2 separate regions of the Homo sapiens genome follow, and region 2 is linked to region 1. A link is a contact called in ENCODE Hi-C or POLR2A ChIA-PET data. All regions are on one chromosome and are shown on one strand. The core of a region is the stretch at or near the end of the contact, and the rest is flanking DNA. Distances in the headings are between cores, read along the strand shown.

Region 1 (5,350 bases), core at 1,852-4,351:
TGTGTGTGTGCCTCAAGGGTTGTTCTACGACGTGGGCCTAAGCCCTTTAGGCCACTTTTGTAACCAGGAGGAAGCTGATGGCATTAGAAGGCAAGAGCAGTGGGCACCCACCTGGGAGGGCACAGGGATGGGCCTGGGAGGGATCCGCAAAGGATCCCCTGGGAGGTGGCCTCAGTGCTTCCCTGGATGTGGTCCCAACTGAGTGGGAAGTGTTTCTTCCCACTCATTCCCATGGGGCCGCTCGGTCACTCACCTGAGGCTCTGCAGGCAGGTCATCTGGCTTAGTCTGTGAGTAAGCAAGGCCAAGGTGGAGCTGTTCAGCAGAAGGTGACTGAGGCTGGAGAAGAGGAGGCCAGGTGAACTTGACATCTGGGGGTGGGGCACTGTCCAGTCTGGGGGTCTGAGGCCTCTGTGCTTAGCAAGCCTAGGGACCTCCAAGACAGCCACTTATATCCACACAGTGTAAAAATTCTACAAAATGAACTGTACTGGGAGGTCCAAATGCTGTTTCTCTGCATGAATTACTGAGGTCAGGCAGGCAGCAGTTCTATGTTCTGAACCACATGGACCAAGACTAATGATCCGTAATAATGGCGGTCACACATTGATCATAAAATGTGGGCCAAACTCAGGGCTTGGGGCCATCTGGAAAGGTGGGTTTATTATCGTCCCCATTTTACAGGTGAGGAACACCAAGGTTCAGAGAGTTAGAGAACTTGCTTAAGGTCATACACAAAGTGGCTGCTTCAGGAACAGAACCAAAAACTATAGAACTCCCATTCCTGAGCCCCAACCATATGTGACCCAGGCGATTGTACTTCTAGAGGCCCCCAGCCTAGGCAGGAGAGGAGAATAACAATAGCTAGCACTTGTAGAGTGTGAACTCTGACCAGACTCTAAGACTGTAACACATATTATCTCATTTAATACTCACAACAACCGTAGCAGGGGAGATTGCTCTTATCCTCAAAGTTAAGATGAGGAGGCCAAAGAACAGAGAGGCTGAGGGACTGGCACGAGTTCACACATTAAGAAACAGAACTGGCTGGGCGCAATGGCTCATGCCTGTAATCCCAGGACTTTGTGAGGCCAAGGCGGGTGAATCACCTGAGGTCAGGAGTTCGAGACCAGCCTGGCCAACAAAGTGAAACCCCATCTCCACTAAAAATAGAAAAATTAGCTGGGCCTGGTGGCATGTGCCTGTAATGCCAGCTACTTGGGAGGCTGAGGCAGGAGGGTTGCTTGAACCCGGGAGGCGGAGGTTGCAGTGAGCCAAGACTGTGCCACTGCACTCCAGCCTGGGCAACGGAGAGAGACTGGGTCTCAAATAAATAAATAATAAAATAAGAGGCAGAAGCAAAAGATGGTCAACTGTCTTGGTTGGCTCAGAACAGAAGAGTTTTTCCTGGATGTGGGACTTTGGGTGCCAAAATGGGGAAAGCTCCAAGCAAACTGGAAGTGTCAGTTACCCCACCCAGAGTTGAACCCAGGCAGTGAGGCTCCTAACTAGGGTCCATGCTCCTACCCACTCCATCACAGGTATACAGCTGGAAGAAGCTGACTGGATTTGAGGGTAACTGCCTGTGGGGAGTTACACTTGGAAATGACAGATCTGAGATGGGAAGAGACCTCCGGGCACTGACGATCCATCCCCTTCCTTCGGACAGGGAAGATATTATGCCCAGTTTACAGATAGGGCAACTAAGGCAGCAGGAGGTAAGGAGCAGCACATGGTGCCTGGGAAATCAGGAGGAAGAAAAAGGCCCCCAGGGGCATGGATGAATCTGTCCTGTCCCCGGCCCAGGTGCCCAGCTCAGTACATATTTGTCGAATGCATGAATGAGCCAATGAATGACCTCACTGGGCCTCCAATCCCCTAAATAAAAGCTTCCAGAAGGCTGAGCCGAGATGCAGGTACATGGACAGTGGGCAAAGAAACAGACCAGTGAGACGACAGGAGGGCCCTGTGGTCAAAGGTCTCTGTAATCCCTCTTCTCCTTTTACCTGATCCTCTCCCCAGGACAAGCAAAGAGGGACAAGCGGAAGAATTTCAATGTTAAGGGGCAAAAAGTCAAAAGGCTACTTTCAAGCTGAATTCAAAACATATGTAGAAAAAAAAATCTGGAGAAAAATTCACAAACCGTTCAACAGAAGTTTTCTCAGGGGGTGTCATCCCCGGGGCATTTCATGTTATTTGTTACATATTTCTAGAAAGATGGAACTTTTTTGGTCATCAGAAAAAGTTAAGAGATGAAAAGCAGAAGATATTCTGTTAAATTTTCTGTCCAGATACTGTCTAAACAGGAATCTGTGCAGGACGGGGACCTGTCTTTTAGACTGAGGCTGTTTCTGGCATTTCTAAGAATTTGATGACTTCAAATTATGGGGGAGAGTAGTAAAAGCTGCCAGTTACCAAGGAAACAACTGTAGACAAATGTAGTGGACATCTGTAGATTTTTTTCTGCCCAGAGTTTCTTTCCTCTTCTGTTACTCACATCCTGAAATACCACCCCTCTAAGTCCAGAAGATAGGGTGTGCATGCGCCCAGGTCTGGCCAGTGAGGAGAATATTTTGTGCTCACAGCCACAGTGATTGCTTTAGGGTGGGGCAGGTGACTCAAGCTAGTCCAGTGAGACTCAGTCTAGGACCTTTTGTTGTAACCACAGAGAGAATGGTACTCCCTTTCCACTAAGCTGAGAGAAAGTAAGCCTGCAGGTGCAGGGATGGCCTGCCTGAGAAGGAAGCCAAGGTGGACAGAGAAAGAGTAAGGGCCAGAGTGAAGTGTGTGAGAGAGAAGCCTGACAAATATAGAACCCCTGGATCCAGCTGTGCCTGAAGTCATTGGCCTCGTAATTTTCCATGACATAAGCCAATATATTTCTGTCTTGGATTGCTTTGAGTTGTGTATTCTGTTTCCTATGACCAAGGTTCTTGCTGGCACTGAGATCCAGAATAGAAAGTAAAAGGTCATGTAAGGGCATTCAGCTCACCTGGGTCCATCCAGAAACATGGCGGTTTGTGTTCACAAAACATGCAAAGGTTCCTAGGCATGCTACTCACTGACCATGCAGCACTAAGCACCATCACCCCTCACTCACTCCTTTCCCCATTAACCACTGTCATCCCTCACTCACCCCCTTCCCCATTAACCAACCCCACCACTCACTCACAACTCTTCCCTATTAACCACCCCCACCCCTTACTCACCCCCTTCCCCATTAACCACCATCACCACTCACTCACAACCCTTCCCCATTAACCACCATCACCACTCACTCCCTTCCCATTAACCACCATCACCACTCACCCACCCCCTTCCCCATTAACCACCAACACCACTCACTCACCCCCTTCCCCATTAACCACCACCACCACTCACTCACCCCCTTCCCCGTTAACCAACCCCACCACTCACTCACAACCCTTCCCCATTAACCACCATCATCGCTCACTCACCCCCTTCCCCATTAACCACCAACACCACTCACTCACAACCCTTCCCCATTAACCACCATCACCACTCACTCACAACACTTCCCCATTAACCACCAACACCACTCACTCACCCCCTTCCCCATTAACCACCATCACCACTCACTCACAACCCTTCCCCATTAACCAACCATCACCACTCACTCACAACGCTTCCCCATTAACCAACCCCACAACTCACTCACAACCCTTCCCCATTAACCACCATCATCACTCACTCCCTCCCTTCCCCATTAACCACCAACGCCACTCACTCACAACCCTTCCCCATTAATCACCATCACCACTCACTCACAACACTTCCCCATTAACCAACCCCACCACTCACTCACCCCCTTCCCCATTAACCACCAACACCACTCACTCACAACTCTTCCCCATTAACCACCATCACCACTCACTCACCCCCTTCCCCATTAACCAACGCCACCACTCACTCACAACCCTTCCCCATTAACCACCAACACCACTCACTCATCTCCTTCCCCATTAACCACCAACACAACTCACTCACAACACTTCCCCATTAACCACCATCACCACTCACTCACCCCCTTCCCCATTAACCACCATCACCACTCTCACACCCTTCCCCATTAACCACCATCACCACTCACTCACCCCATTCCCCATTAACCACTCCCACCACTCACTCAGCCCATTCCCCATTAACCACTCCCACCACTCACTCACCCCATTCCCCATTAACCAACCCCACCACTCACCCACTTCCACCATCCATTAACCAACCCCACCACTCACCCACTTCCACCATCCATTAACCACCCCCACCACTCACTCACCCACAACCACCATCACTACTTACTCCAGCCTCTTTAGCATCCATTTCCCCTCAAGGGCCCTCATCAGCGCCTTGGTGCCCTCCTCATCAAATTGATTGTTAGACAAGCTGCAGAAGACCAGGCAGAGGCAAGGGTTAGCGCAGCCTGCCCAGCCCTGGAGCTGAGCTGTCCTGTCAGCTCCCCTCTCCTGCTCTGTCCCCTGGGAGGCCAACTCTGCATCTGCATGCCCTGGGCCACCCTCGCTGTCCAGGTTCCCCATGGGTATCCCTAGCTCCAGGGCTCAGGCTCTGGGTAGGCATGATAGTCACAGCTGGCCCAGCTGAGAAACTATGCCCTGGATGAAGGCTGCAGAGAGGAAGCTGGGGGACTAGGGACACACACACACACACACACCCTCTTGTTCTTCAGCCCTCTCCGTAGCCTGACTCCCACAGCCAGCCCAGCAGAGCAAGGCTCATGAGCCCCATTTTCATAGATAAGGCAATCAAAGCCCAGAGTGGAACAGCCATGCCCACAGCCCCTCTGTGAGTCAGTGGCGAAATTCAGACCAAAACTGTGGTGCTCTTCCTTCCCCAGGCCACACCCAGAACTGCTGCACTTCATCAGGGGAAGGGTCATTGGTTGAAGTCTCATTGCCTGCCCTCCCAAACGCCCTGCTCTCTTCTCCACCCCTCACCCTCAGCTGGGCCACTTGTCCCCAATCCCTCCACTCTGCAACTCACTCCAGCTCCTCCAAGTGGTGGCAGTGGCCCAGACCAGATGCCAGGTGGGCGAGGCCCTCGGTGCTCACACAGCTGGAGGTCAGCCTGGTGGGGGTCAAAGGGCAACAGGTCAGGCAGGAGCCGCCCTGGGTCTTGGGAGCTCTGAATGCTGGTGGCAGAGGGCAAGGATGTGGGGTAGGGATGTGGCGGGCAATGTGAGGAGACCTCCTTCCCTTCGTAAATCTCTTCCACCATGAACTCATTAAGCCACCACAGAGCTTGGAAGCAGAAGCATGGACTAGTTCAGTATTTCCTAAACCGCAGTCATTCAGGTAGCAACTTCACAACTTAAGC
Region 2 (5,350 bases), core at 909-3,408, 63 kb before region 1:
TGGCATGACTGGCTTGCAGCTGCCTACTCACCGTGGCCGTCCGCTGTTGTGTGGCCTGGGCCGCAAACCGGGCCACGTGGTTGACGATGGGGGAGAAATTGGTAGGACCGTAGAAGCGGATGTGGGGCAGGCAAGCTGAGTACGCCTGGGCAATACCATCCACACCTGCCTCGGGAGAAGAGTCTGGATCAGCCAGGTCTCCCTGACCCCATACCCACTCTCATCTCACTGCTGATGAAACATCTATTTCATGCTTACCCAAAATGTCCCTGCCATGGCTAGCATAGGCCTTGTGAGACAGACTGGAAGCTGCCAGAGGGAAGGGCCAGCATGGTAAAAAGCCAAGAGCCCTGAATGTGAAGTCAGACAGGCCTGTAGAGTTTGAATCCTGCCTTTTCTTTGAGAGGAGTCTTGCTCTGTCACCCAGGCTGGAGTGCAGTGACAGGATCTCGGCTCAGTGCAACCTCCACCCCCCAGGTTCAAGCAATTCTCCTGCCTCGGCCTCCCGAGTAGCTGGGACTACAGGCATGTGCCACCACACCTGGCTAATTTTTGTATTTTTAGTAGAGGCAGGGTTTCGCCATGTTGCCCAGGCTGGTCTCAAACTCCTGACCTCAGGTTATCTGCCCACTTTGGCCTCCCAAAGTGCTGGGATTACAGGCATGAGTCACCGTGTCCAGCCTAAATCCTGCCTTTCTTAGCTGTGGGACCTGGGGCAAGTAGTTTAATCTTTCTGAGGCTACGTCTTTGTCTGTCAATGGGACTGATAATCTACACTCTGGCAGTTGGCAGGAGGGGGGTCTCTCAGGCCTTTCCAGAGAAGGGGCTTGGCGAAGCTTGCAGTGATGCTTTGAGACCATGGGAAGCCATCTGGAGGTCCATTCTGGACATGCTATGGCTTCTGTTCGTGGTTGGGGGATCAAGGCGTTCGCACAGTGCCTGTACAGAGTAGGCGCTCTGTAAATAGCTGCTGTTATGAGCACACTGCCCTGTAGCCCTGCCCAGAAGGCCTGGCCAGGGATGAAGCTGATTGACCAAAATGTCTCTGGAGATCTACCCCAAATCAGACAGCCTGGCCCAGCTTTGGGGATCCCCAGGGAAGGTAGATGCTATGTTGAAGCCAAGTCCTAGGCGGAAAGGTCTCATGATGATAGAAACAGCCCTCTTCCATACCCACCTGCATCCCCTCTCCTCCACTCAGAGTTTTCTTCCTCCCTTCCTCCATCCCTCCCTTCCTTCTTTCATCTTCCTTTTTCTTTCTTTCTTCCTTTCTTCCTCCCTCCCTCCCCTCCTCCCTCCCTTCCTCCTTTCCTTCCTTCCTTCCTCCTTCCCTCCCTCCTTCTCCCTTCCCCTTCCCCTTCCCTTCCTTTCCTTTCCTTTCTCTCTGTCTCTCTCTTTCCTTTCTTTCTCTTTTCTCCTTCCTTTTTTTTTTTTTTTTTTGAGACAGAGTCTCACTCTGTTACCCAGGCTGGAGTGCAGTGACATGATCTCAGCTCACTGCAACCTCTGCCACCTGGGTTCAAGCGATTCTCCCGCCTCAGCTTCCTGAGTAGCTGGGATTACAGGTGCGCACCACCACGCCTGGCTAATTTTTGTAGTTTTAGTACAGACGGGGTTTCACAATCTTGGCCAGGCTGGTCTTGAACTCCTGACCTCTGATCTACCCACCTTGGCCTTCCGAAGTGCTGGGATTAAAGGTGTGACCCTCCCTTCCCCTCCCCATCTCTCTTTCTTTCCTCCCACCTCAGCTTCCTGAGTAGCTGGGACCACAGGCATATGCCACCATGCCTGGGTAATTTTTTTAATTTGTAGAAATGGGGTCTCCCTCTATTGCCCAGGCTGGTCTTGAACTCCTAGGCTCAAGTGCTCCTCTTGCCTCAGCTTCCCAAAGTGCTGGGATTACAGGCATGAGCCACAGCATCCGGCCTCTAATAGTTTCTTAACTGTCCCTAGGAGGCTCAGAAATCCTCTTAGGCCCAGGGGTGGGGATGAACACAGACACCATACTCACTTCCCAGCCCCTGCCTCCCCCTGATCCCCCGCCAAGTACTCCCAGAGCAGGGCTGGCCTTCCCAGCAAGGGGGCGGGTGGGAAGGAGGTGAAAGCAGGTGTGTCTGGTGCCACCCTCACCTCCTCCTGGTTTACACAGGACTTCCTGTCAGTGGCTTCCTGTAATTCTCACTGAACCACCCAGTAAAGTGAGAAGAGCAGCTGTCATAGTTATCCTGGAGCAGGTAAGGAGGCAAAGGCCCAGGAGGTACAGTGACCTTTCCAAGGTCCCACAGCTAGGAAGGGCAGCAGCTGGCCTTGAATCCAGGACTATCTGACTCCAAACTGCAGCTCTTCCCCCTCTGTCACTCTGAGCAACAGTAAGGGGGAGGGGAAAGGAGAAAGAAATGAAAACCTGTCCTCTGCCCTCCCTCCACCCAGGGAGCTGGCCAGGCCCGTAGCAAACACAGGGCAGCTGCAGGTGGGTCTGACACTCACCTGAGCAGAAGGGGTTGGTGGGGTTGAAGTTGATGGCAAACTCATGGGAGACCTGAAACGCAGAGAAAACGCTGAGCTGCAGCCTCCCGCCCCCAAACCCAGACCCAGGCCACCACCCACTGCCAGGCCAAGGCTCCCTTTGAGAGCACCGGCTCATAACCCCCACCCCTACCCTCCTCTAGGCCACTGATACCCCCCACATCTGCTTTTCACCTCCACTGCTGGGTGTGACCCACAGAGAGGCCCAACCACCCTCTCCTCATAGTGGAGGAAACTGAGACCCTGGCAGGTCACCCTGGGCTCTTCTGGGGACTGGGGCTGCCTATGCCCCATCAGTCCTCTAAGAGTCCCGGGTGGGACAGGGATTTCCCTGTGGGCCAGGGTTCCAGGATGCTCCCTCATCACTGCTACAGCTGGATGTGGGCTCCACAACTAGAGCACCGCTTCTCTGGGCTTCAGAGGCTTTTCCTACCTTAACAGTAAGCAAAGGGGCTTAGAGGGGAGCCTGCCTTGCGCCAGACAGCCAAACGGGGGTGAGCTGACAGCCCACTCAGAGCTGACCTGGCGATCAGGGAGTGTAAGGGGGCTGCAAGGGGATCAGATGGGGCTATCATAGGCTCCCTAGGGACTCATCCTGCTTCTCTGCCTCCAGGCCCAGCACCCAGCCCCAGAGGATCATCAGAGACTGACCCGGACACTCCGGGACACTGCTGCACCCATCACATCCGGCTGCTGCTGCTCGCATGGCTTCGGGGTATAGAAGGACTCATAACTGGCCCCGTTCAGGGCTGTGGGTGAGACTGCAGTGCCTGCAGAACCCAAGGCCTCGGGAGACGCTGCAGAGCTCAGATGGGGGACAGTCCCTCCTTTCTTCCCTCTCTTGCAGCCCCACAGCCCCAAATCCCCCTCAGCCCCCTTCCTACCATGTACCACATCCGCATTCACTGCTGTGCAGGAATCCCCTTACTCCTTCCTCACAACACCCCAATGGAAGGGCAGCTGTTATCACCTCATCTTATGGATGACAAAACTGAGACACAGAGTGGACTAGAATTTTCCCACATTTCCTGGCGGGCAGAGCTGGGACTCGAACTGAGGTCAGGCTGCTCCCAGAGCTCACGCTAACCTCCAAAGGCATTCCTCCCCCAGGGATTTTCAATGAGGAGGGTGGAGGGGTGCCCCGGTCCTCAGCTGCAGGAGGAGGGCTTTTGTCTGGGCACAGACAATCCCAGACAGACTCTTCAGCTCCAAGACATGACGATGGGGGTACTGGGAGGCTCTCCTGCATCCAGCGTCCCCATTTTACAAATAAACAAACCGAGGCCCAGAAAAGGGAAGCCAGGCACCAGAGCCACACAGTCGAACAGGCCTGAGACCCAGTGCCCTCCCCTCCCCTGGGGGTGGGAGTTGGTCTTACTCCTGGGGGAGAGGGCAGGGACCCAGCAGTGGGGTTCAGTCTGGCCTCCCTGGCAGCCCAGGGGAGGGGAGGTGGTGGGAGGACTCCTCCCCGTTTCAGGCAATGGGGTTTTCTGTTCTTTGCTGTCTGCTTTAGGCGCCCGGCACAGAGCCAGTCCCCTGGTGTCCCTCTTGGGTCCTGTCCCTGTCCAGGGCCCACTTCACCCTGTCCCCAGTCTGGGCTCCAGGTTTGGGGGCTGGAGGTCCCTGTTGCCATGGAGACTTCCTGAGCCTCTATAGAGATTACGAGGGGGGCTTGTATGGAGGGGCTGAGAGAGAAAATGGTTGCCAGGGAAACAGGACTCCCTTGGGCCAAAGTCTTCCTGAAAAATCAGATTTTAGGAGATTTTAGAGACCACAGTGGGAAAGCCCCCTGCTGATAGGGGTGGAGGAATATTTTGCCTTCTCGGGCCCCCCGCTCTTCATCCCCACTCTTCCCCCCTCTTTATTTGGGGAGGGCCCAGCCTTGCGGTCAGGGGGGCTGTGGAAGGTTGTCCATCTGCCCCAGAGGCCCCAGAGGTTGTCTCCTCCAGCAACTCCATTTCATAGCTGGAAAGAGTGAGGTTCCCAGAGGGCCAGGGAGTGCCCAGGTCACACAGTGGGGCCTGGGGACAAGTGTCCATGCTACCAGGAGTGGCAGCTCAGCCCCTCCCATACTGGTTGCCCTGGTTTGCCTGAGAAAAGTCATAAACAGAACAAGTTCCTGGAGGCCACAGAAGCTGATGAGGGGCCCCTGGGGACTGGCTGCCAGCCACAGGCCTTTGTCCTGGGACTCCCTATTGCCTTCTGACAGCCAATGGCCCTGTTCACCCAACCTGGCCTGGCTCAGCCTTGAGGTCAGGGAGTTACTTCAGGCTCAGTTCCCTGTGGCCCTGGCTGAGGCAGGTGGTAGAGGCAGCGGGTGGGGCATGGAGAAAGCCCAAGGGATCTCAGAGTGACTGTCCTCTCTGAGCCTCAGTTTCCCCACCTGCAGAGTATGCTCCCCCTCCTCCCAGACCTTTGCACAGACTGTGCCTTCTGCCCAGATCCCGTTCCTCATCTGAGTAACTCTGCTCACGTTGAAGGGCCAAGACCTCATGCCATCTCCAAAGGGAAACGCGTCCTGAGACCCTCAGCCACTCTCTGGGGCAGGAGTTCTCTCTGGGATCATCTGGGCCACCCTCAGGGAGAAACTGAGGTCTCAAAGGCAGGCAGCCTGGTCACGTGCTCCTTCTGGTTCCTTCTAGCTTCCCACCCTCAGAGAACCGACCCCTCTGTTTGCTCAGGCCTGGGGTCCCAAATTTGGGCTGGGTCCCAAATTCATTCCGTCAACAAACAATGGCACTGCACACTGCAGGCCAGGTGCTGGGATGCAGGCAGAAAGAAACCCAGTGCCTTCCCCAGGCAATCACAAACAAGTCACAGAGTT

What was found. A loop is a pair of places that touch in the nucleus more often than their neighbours do. ChIA-PET counts read pairs that join two places held with the same protein, here RNA polymerase II (POLR2A). Pooled maps may share reads with other maps.
Region 2: a loop to region 1 is called in a pooled map, with 2.8 times the contacts of the local background. The contact joins two enhancer-like sites. A Hi-C loop is called at or near these places in 3 of 168 maps with a recorded cell type or tissue (DLD1, Panc1 and ovary), 3 of 37 single-sample maps with no recorded cell type and 8 of 50 pooled maps. POLR2A ChIA-PET finds 5 or more read pairs at or near these places in 7 of 52 experiments (AG04449, AG04450, CD4-positive, alpha-beta memory T cell and 4 more).

Annotation. Positions count from the first base shown.
Region 1 is chr16:57,069,587-57,074,936 of GRCh38, reverse strand. NLRC5 (NLR family CARD domain containing 5) reads right to left here. Exons shown (of 49, transcript NM_001384950.1): 37 at 5,018-5,101; 38 at 4,319-4,402; 39 at 254-337. Among named protein-coding and RNA genes, the nearest start is that of CPNE2, 20 kb to the left of the region's middle. RefSeq lists enhancers at 4,064-4,788, 4,789-5,350. Within about 2 kb of position 3,101, at least 4 of the 41 ENCODE cell types and tissues checked have a DNase peak (open chromatin) inside an H3K27ac peak, as active enhancers do.
Region 2 is chr16:57,131,964-57,137,313 of GRCh38, reverse strand. CPNE2 (copine 2) reads right to left here. Exons shown (of 16, transcript NM_152727.6): 13 at 2,488-2,539; 14 at 32-165. Among named protein-coding and RNA genes, the nearest start is that of CPNE2, 42 kb to the right of the region's middle. RefSeq lists an enhancer at 2,032-2,081. Within about 2 kb of position 2,158, at least 7 of the 41 ENCODE cell types and tissues checked have a DNase peak (open chromatin) inside an H3K27ac peak, as active enhancers do.